Regions from separate parts of the Homo sapiens genome. Here region 1 is linked to region 2. A link is a loop called in an ENCODE intact Hi-C map of the cell type or tissue named here. Cell type or tissue: body of pancreas. All regions are shown on one strand. Each heading gives the region's core, and the rest is flanking DNA. Links, peaks and the distances in the headings are about the cores only. Region 1 has its middle 17 kb from the start of ZBTB40. Region 2 overlaps ZBTB40 (zinc finger and BTB domain containing 40).

Evidence for each region. Hi-C counts contacts between places; a loop is a spot of excess contacts. Peaks named below come from ENCODE experiments on the same cell type or tissue, not always from the same donor. Only the 100,000 strongest peaks of a DNase experiment are listed, where the experiment ranks them.
Region 1: a loop joins it to region 2, with 2.1 times the contacts of the local background. A loop is called at or near these places in 10 of 110 quality-filtered maps.

What each region holds. Positions count from the first base shown.
Region 1 is chr1:22,432,643-22,437,041 of GRCh38, reverse strand. It overlaps a transcript of ZBTB40 not described here. Among named protein-coding and RNA genes, the nearest start is that of ZBTB40, 17 kb to the left of the region's middle. In body of pancreas, for the core only: no CTCF peak of the experiment used is centred there; no DNase peak of the experiment used is centred there.
Region 2 is chr1:22,531,095-22,535,493 of GRCh38, reverse strand. It overlaps ZBTB40 (zinc finger and BTB domain containing 40), which reads right to left. Exons shown (of 18, transcript NM_014870.4): 18 at 4,340-4,399. Among named protein-coding and RNA genes, the nearest start is that of EPHA8, 30 kb to the left of the region's middle. In body of pancreas, for the core only: no CTCF peak of the experiment used is centred there; DNase peaks (open chromatin) are centred at 333, 1,585 and 2,043; H3K27ac peaks cover 1,915 bases.

The DNA.
Region 1 (4,399 bases), core at 251-4,250, 99 kb after region 2:
AGAACATTTTCATCACGTGCAAAAGTTCCCTTGTACTCTTTCCCAGTTCAACACTCTCCCTCCCCCTCTAGACTTGCCCATCTTCCCATCTCTCCAATCCTCATCTCCCAACAACCACTGATTTGTTTTCTGTCCCTATAGATGACTTGCTAGAATTTCATATTCAGAATTTCTAGATATGAAATTTTAGAATATGTTAACATGTTACATGTTATACAACACTACATATTATATATGTAATATATATGGAATTCTAACATATCCTAGAATTTCATATCAGCGAAATTATATAATATGTAGTGTTTTGTGCCTGGCTTCTCTCACTCAGCATAACGTAGTTGAGGTGTATTCATATTGTTACATTTATCAGTTTTGTTTCTTTTAATTACTGGGCCCACTGATATGGATATACCACAATTTGTGTATTCATTCACCTGTGTGAATGTATGAATTTGTGTGTTTCCAGCTTCAGGTATTATGAATAAAGTTTATGAGTATTTATTTTTATTTTTTTATTTTTTATTTTTTTGAGATGGAGTTTCACTCTTGTTGCCCATGCTGGAGTGCAATGGCACCATCTCGGCTCACCGCAACCTCCGCCTCCCGGGTTCAAGCGATTCTCCTGCCTCAGCCTCCTGAGTAGCTGGGATTACAGGCATGTGCCACCACACCCGGCTAATTTTTTTGTATTTTTAGTAGAGACAGGGTTTCACCATGTTAGCCAGGATGGTCTCGACCTCCTGACCTCGTGATCCACCTGCCTCGCCCTCCCAAAGTGCTGGGATTACAGGCATGAGCCACCGCGTCCGGCATGAGTATTTATTTATGTGCAAGTCTTTGTGTGAACATATGTTTTCATTTCTCTTGTTTAAACACTTAGGAATGTGAAGACTAGGTCATATGAACCTGGGAGGCAGAGGTGTTTATGCACCTTTATAAGAAATTACCAAACAGTTTTCCAAAGTGGTTGTATCATTTATACTTCCATCATCAATATGCAAGAGTTCTAGTTACTCTACATCCTCATCAACAGTTGGTGTTGTCAGTTATGATTCTCCTGCCTCAGCCTCCCAAGTAGCTGGGATTACAGGCACCCACCACCATGCCCGGCTAATTTTGTATTTTTTTTTTTTTTAGTAAAGATGGGGTTTCACTATGTTGGCCAGGGTGGTCTCTAACTCCTGACCTCAGGTGATATCCAAAATATATTTTGGATTCAAGTCCTTTGTCATATGTATGTATTATGAATATTTCAGTCTGTATTATGAATATTTTCATCTTCATAAGGTATCATTCAAAAGCAGAAGTTTTTAACTGTGATGAAATCTAATTTATCACTTTTTTTCTTTTAGGAAGAAAATTATTGTCACAGTATATCTGCTTCATTGGGAAACCCTGGTGCATTTCTCCTAAAATTAGGAGCAATACATGGATGCCCACTCTCACCACTGTTCTTTAACATTAAATTGAAGGTATTATTCTGTACAATCCAAGAAAAATGAGAGATAACAGGATTATATAACTAGAAAGCCCTAAAGAATCAAATATATTAAGAGAGAGAGAGAGAGAGATGTGGGGGAAGGAAAAAGAAGTAAAATGTGCTAAGATAAGGTGGAGATGGAATATTAAACAAATATACAGAAACCAGTTAGAAGAGAAAAATGGAATAAAAGACTGCATTTACAATAGCAAGGCAAGATAAAATACCAATGTATATGCTTCAAAATATTAGTGAAGGATAAGCTGGGCACAATGGCGCATGCCTGTAATCCCAGCACTTTGGGAGGCCAAGGCAGGAGGATCACTTGAGCTCAGGAGTTCAAAACCAGCCTGGGCAACATAGTGAGACCCAATCTCTATAAAAAATACAAAAATTAGCTGGGCATGGTGGTGGGTGCCTGTAGTCCCAGCTATTCAGGAGGCCAAAGTGGGAGGATCAGTTGAGCCTGGGAGGTAGAGGTTGCAGTGAGCCGAGATCACACCACTGTACAGAGTGAGATGCTGTCTAAAAAAAAAAAAAAAATTAATGAAGGATAAAACGAAAAACTCGAGCAAACGGAAACACATACCATTTCTTGACCAAGAAAGGTAAACAACGTAAAAATGTTAACTCCCAGCAAACATACCAACACGTTTTTTTCTGAAACTGGAGAAGCTGACTATCAAGTTCAAATGGAAAAACAAGCAACAAAGAATGTGGAGAGCCAGCCCTGCCAGATATTAAACTATATTTTAAAGCTTCAACAGTTAAAATAGTGAATAATTAGCACATCAACAGACAAACCAATAGAACAAAAAGAAAGTCCAGAAATACACCAAGATACATACAGAAATTTAGTTTATGCTAAAGATGTGAAGTAAAGATAAACTTTATAATTAAAAGTTGGGGATAACTGGGTAATAATTTGAAAAAGAAGTTTTATCTATACCTCACATCTTATGCTAGGATAAACCATAAAAAGATCAAAGACTTAAAGCTAAAAAATTGTAGACATTAAAGTACCAGGAAAAAATGGGCAATTTCTTTATAACCCTGAGGTGGCAAAGACCTAATTGAGTCAAATTCCCAAAACCATAAAAGAAAAGATTGATAAATTCAATCACATTTTATAAAATCCATAAATAAAGTCTAAACGCAAATAACAACCTGGGAAAATACATTTGAAACTCATATTACAGACAAAGGATTCATTTTCCTAATATATGAAGAGCTTCTAGAAATTCACAAGAACAAGACCAAAAATCTTCAAAATCTTAGAAAAATGAGCAGAGACACAAAGAAGCAGTTAATACATATGAAAGGCACGAAAATGACTTATAAATACTCAAAAAGATGCTCGATTAATTCATAGTATTATTATGCAAATGAAAACTACCCTGAAATATCTTTTCTTCACCTACTCATTAGGAAAAATTCTGGAAGTCTGACAATGTGATGGTAAACGGGCATTCCCATCCATTGCTGGTTGAAATGGAACTCCACTCTACGATCCCTATGCAGATTAATAATACCAACATTTTAAAATGCATTTTCCCAGTGACCCAATAATTGCACTTCTGGGATTTTATACATACCTGCATGTGTACTAAAGAATGTATATACAAAGTTATTCACTGAAAGGATTCCTGAAATAGGAGAAAAGTAAAATTCAAACAAACAAAAAAAAAACTAGCTTAAATACATTGTGATACATCCATATAATGGCATATTATGCAGTTTAATTAAATAATTAATGAATTAATTTTTGAGACAGAGTCTCACTCTGTCACCCAGGCTGTATTATGTAGTTTTAAAGAAGTGAAGAAGCTCTAAGCATCTTTATAGGGAAATAACTTCAATACATAAAATCAGTCCATATCGGTGGAGGGTTAGTTCTAGGACTACAGGGGTAGTCCTAGAACTAACCCTCCACCCCCGTATATCAAAATCCATGGATGCTCAAGTCCCTGATATCTATAATGGCTTAATATTTGCATATAACCTACACACATCCTCCTGTATACTTTAAGTCATCTCTAGATTATACTACTTAATAAAATGTAAATGCTAGGTAAATGGTTGTTGTACCATATTTTTAGCTGTCTTTTTTTTTTTTTTTTTTTTTTTTTGAGAGGGCGTCTTGCTCTGTCGCCCAGGCTGGAGTGCAGTGGTGCGATATTGGCTCACTGCAAGCTCTGCCTCCTGGGTTCACGCCATTCTCCTGCCTCAGCCTCCCGAGTAGCTGGGACTACAGGCGCCCGCCACCACACCTAGCTAATTTTTTGTATTTTTAGTAGAGACGGGGTTTCACTGTGTTAGCCAGAATGGTCTCGATCTCCTGACCTCGTGATCCACCTGCCTCGGCTTCCCAAAGTGCTGGGATTACAGGTGTGAGCCACCACACCCGGCCTAGCTGTCTTATTTTCTATGATTGTGTTGTTCTTTTGTATTTTTTCCCCAAACATTTTCGATCTGGTGTTGGTTGAATCCATAGATGTGGAACCCAAGGATACAGAAGGCTGACTGCATGGTTAACTTTACAAAGATATAGAACAGGGATCAACAAACCTTTTCTGTAAAGGGCTACATAGTACATATTTTCAAATTTGTCTGCTATATAATCTCTGTTGCAACTACGTGACTTGCTTTTCCATTGTAGCATGAAAGCACTTAGACGATACATTCAACAAATGAATGTGACCAGAATTGGCTCTGGATTTGTCCTACTGGAAGTAATTTGTCAAACTGCTGCACTTACATTACAGTTGCTATTTGTGTGCTAATGGTGGTGATGGGCGGCAGATATAAGAATATACATTTGTATTTGTTTAAAAACATTGGAACAATATATAAGAAAAATGGAGTATGTATCAGTCAGGAGACAAAAACCATGGAAATCTGAACAGGGAATCTGAATAG
Region 2 (4,399 bases), core at 71-4,070:
CAGACCTACTCCCGATTCTGCTGCTTACCTGCTTATACGAGACATGTCTCCTCAGTGCCAGGATCTCTGGCTGTCCTGCATCTCAAGGAAGAGCCCCAAGTGAGCTGTCAAGTGTCAACTGAGGACCGGTGAGACTGAAGAGCATGGGGTCCAAAAAAGTGACAGGACCCAGGCCACTGATCCCACGCAAGGCAAAGGACATGACCCTTTGCTCCTGGACACATTTCTGGCTGATAAAAGCAGTTTTAGGCCTGCCTGGCTGTCTCAGGCAGGATGGACAGAGGGGACGGGAAAGGAGAGAAAGCAGGTGGAGAGTCCTTGGCTCTATGACAACAGTCCAGGTGTGACAGCAAGGCTGCTTAAGGCATAGGAAGTGGGGATAAGCCACATTTTCTGGCTGATTAGGTATTAAACAAGAAATGCTTAAAAATAGCAAGCGATTTAAGAGCAGACTCTGGAGTCAGACAGCTGGGTTTGGACCCCAGCTATGCTGCTCTCTAGCTACATAGCGACTTCACCTCTCTGGTGTTGGTTTCCTCATCTGTAATGCAGGGATAATAATAGCACCTACATTGTGGAGTTGGTGCTAGAATTCTAAGAAATAAGAATTACTGGGCTGGGCACTGTGGCTCATGCCTGTAATCCCAGCACTTCGGGAGGCCGAGGCAAGTGGATCACCTGAAGTCAGGAATTCAAGACCAGCCTGGCCACCAAGGTGAAACACTGTTTCTACTAAAAATACAAAAACTAGCCAGGTGTGGTGGTGCACACCTGTAATCCCAGCGACCTGGGAGGCTTAGGCAGGAGAATGGTTTGAATCTGGGAGGTGGAGGTTGCAGTGAGCTGAGATCGTGCCACTGCACTCCATCCAACCTGGGCAACAGAGTGAGACTCTGTCTCAAAAAAACAAAAAATTACAAAAAGCTCTTCATCCAGTGTCTAATGTGTGGTAAGCATGTAATAACACCAATTATTAATTAGGATATTTCTTTTTTTTTTTTTTTTTGAGATGGAGTCTCGCTCTGTCTTCTCCAGGCTGGAGCGCAGTGGCGTGATCTCAGCCCACTGTAGCCTCCGCCTCCTGGGTTCAAGTGATTCTCCTGACTCAGCCTCCCAAGTAGCTAAGACTACAGGCATGCACACCACGTCCGGTTAATTTTATATTTTTAGTAGAGATGGGGTTTCACCATGTTGTCCAGGCTGGTCTCGAACTCCTGACCTCAGATGATCCACCTGCCTCGGCTTCCCAAAGTGCTGGGATTATAGGCATGAGCCATCGCGCCTGGCCTATTTCTAAAAAATATTAATCCTCCCCTTCCTTCCCCTACCCATGAAAAAGACCAACCAATCAACCAACTAACCAAAACCCCCACAGAATTTGTAGGCGCTGGGATCTTTAGATCTTGAGTCTGGACAGACATGGGTGTTTTGGTATCTGTTTCTCATTCATATATAATCCTTACCTGGCTGATGAGTCCTGTAGGAGCGGGAGCCAGGCACCATTTTAGCCCGGTAACAGGACCTCACCGAGTCCCAGAACTTCAGGTCTAACATACCTGTGCAATCAGGCACCTGATGTGCCAGGCTAACTGCTGGGTACACACATGTGCATGTAAGAGAGAGAACGAGGATAATGCACAGTCCTTGCCCTTGAAGGGGTCGCAGTTTAGCGGGGGAGGATCTTAAGTCATCCTGTGACAATCTAATAATCCCATGCTCCCAAACCCACATGTGCTCTTGACATCTCTCTCACCCCCACATACTCATACGTGCACACACAGCTCCCGTCTCCTCAGCTCCAGCTCTGCCTTTCTGGAAATGCTGGCTTGGTGTGGACCCTGTGTGGAGCACAGGGGTTTCAACCTTAAACAAAATGAAAAGCTGTTTGGTCCTGTGCCAGCCCCACAGGCCCCCTTCCCCGCCCCCTGCCCATTTTTATCAGACCCTCCTGATGGCAGGGCTGTGAAATCTCCCCTGGAGGGGACCGTGGGTCCCTGGACTGACCTTGTCCTGATGTGTTTGATCAGCTGTTTCTGGCCTGCGCCGGGGGAGCCAGAGCTAGAAGAAGCGGCAGGAATGGTGTTTGATCAGAGCAGCTGGGAGTGGTGGGGCCTGGCTGGCTGCTCTTAGCCTTCTGCTAATCTCTCCTCAGAGGACAAAGAGAGGAGGATGTTCTGACAGACCAGCCCACGGGTAACTTGGGGTACAGCCTCAATGACCAGAGTAAAATGTGGAAGTTGGGTTCTCCCTGAGCCGAGAAATGAAGGTAAGCAAGAGGGGTACCACTTGGTTCTGGCAGAGCCTCTGTGTGCCCAACACAGCACTCCTAACTCTCAGAGAAACGAGGGCAGTAAATAGGATGTGGTCCCTGTCCTCATACTGGTTAGAATCTCAAATGAGATGAAGCTGTGTGAGGATTAAGGCACCAAATACACAACTGCATACCTAGGGTTTCAATCGTGTAGTGGATGGATTTGGGACATCGCAGAATACAGATTTAGGGAGTGACAGGGAAAGCTGGGGGAAGTTCTTTCTCCACGATGGAGCTCAGGATTCTAGCAGCACACGCAACCCCGCCAAGTGCTGGCTCTGCCTCACAAGGTTGCAGACATGAGGTGGATGGAGAGTAGATGGAATAATAGCGTATTCCACGACTGGCTAGAAACAGCTCATACTGAACATGTGGTGCAGAGCTGCAGAATAGGAAGCAGCTCCTCTACCCCTCGGAAGAGAGAGCCCAAGGTCAGAGTCCCTGTCTCCAGCAGTCGGCAGCATCTGCTAAGCATCCACTGAGTACTGCCCAGTCTGAGTATGCGGAGGAGATACAGAGGTCTTGGTGGGCATGGGACCTACACCTGCCCTGGTGAAAGGCCAAAAGGCAGGACAGATGCACGAAGAAAAGCCTGCAGAACATTCTCGAGAACATGAACTTGGTTTCTATGTCCACGTCCTTATAACCTCTTCATCTCTTAATGAAGAGTAAAGACCCTGGTCTAGGACACCTCTGCATGGTGCCAGAGCCCCTTTAACCTTTCACTCCAAACATATCCTGAGCATAAGCCCATGGAGAAAAGGATAGACAGTGAACACTAAAGAGGCAGAGAAGCCAAAAATCACTGCAGACTTAGTTTTTCCATTTCCTTTGCTCTCACTGGATGTGTCCCCACCCAACATTCCCAGGTTTCTGCCTTTACTCAGATGCGACCCCTCTGCTGCAGTGCCAAAGAGCTGAGAGCCCCTGTTCCAACCCGGGAGATCCTGTTCCCCTCGTACCACTGTTCACTCTGGCCTGGGCTGGGGTCTCTGGGTTTATGCCTCCTCTTACCCTGGTTTTGGAGACCCTTGCACTGGGTTTCAGACCCTGTTATCTAAGGACACATTAGGTACCTCCTTTCCAGCTGTCCTCCGCCCCAGCTCTTCCTTTCCAGCTGTCCTCTGCCCCAGCTCTTCCTCCAGGCCCTTCTAAAATATTATAAACACGAACAGCCATCATCTACGAAGCGTCTATACTCTGTCAGATATTTTACAAATGTTAACTTTCTTCTCATAGTCACTGTCAGGAAAAACTCGCCCAAGGTCATCTGTCTAGTAAGACGTGGAGCTAGGAAGCTCCCAAGCCCATGTCTTTTCCACCATGCTGCTCAGCTCCTTCCAGCCAGCCACCTTGGCCCAGAAGATCACTGAGGGAACCCCTCGGCCCACTTCCTAGCTCTGCTCAATCCCACCCGACCTGCAGCAGCACTTCACCTCTGCATACCTTCAAATGTGGCTGGGGCCCAACTGTATGTTACAATTACCCACTGCAGCTGGCTGGGACACTCTCAGGACTACTGCCCAAAATATGACATAGGCAGCTCCAGCCCTGCTCTCCAAAGACAGCACTTAGGCAGGGCAGCATTCCTTCCTAAACACACTTGCGGACTCTGAACAAGGGTCCATCTGTGCTCCTCCAGAACTGTCCCAGGAGGAGTGAGCATAGAACCTCCCCAACTCCTCTGCTCTCTACAGCGTCAGGGCTGCGGGATCTGATGCCCCTCCCCTCGTCTTAAACACTGGGTGCTTCCTGCAGAACTCATGTACATCCCATCCGGGTCTCCTGCTCTTGTTTCCTTGTTGGCTGCCAGCAATGTGACATTTTCAGCTGTTCACCAAGAAAGGTTTAGTTTATTTTACAGCTATCTGCTCAGCACTTTGTACTTTCGGGGCAGTTGAGATTCAAGAGATAAATGAAAAGTGGGTGTTATAAGGATCCCTTAAGGCTTCAGAGAGGAAAAAGACTACATAAAGATACAGGAATGAACATTCTCTTTAGTGCCAGAGAATGCAGGGAATAGTTGACTTGTATGCCAAAAACTTTTATTAATAAAAGCTAAAATTTTCTATATTAAATACATTAAAT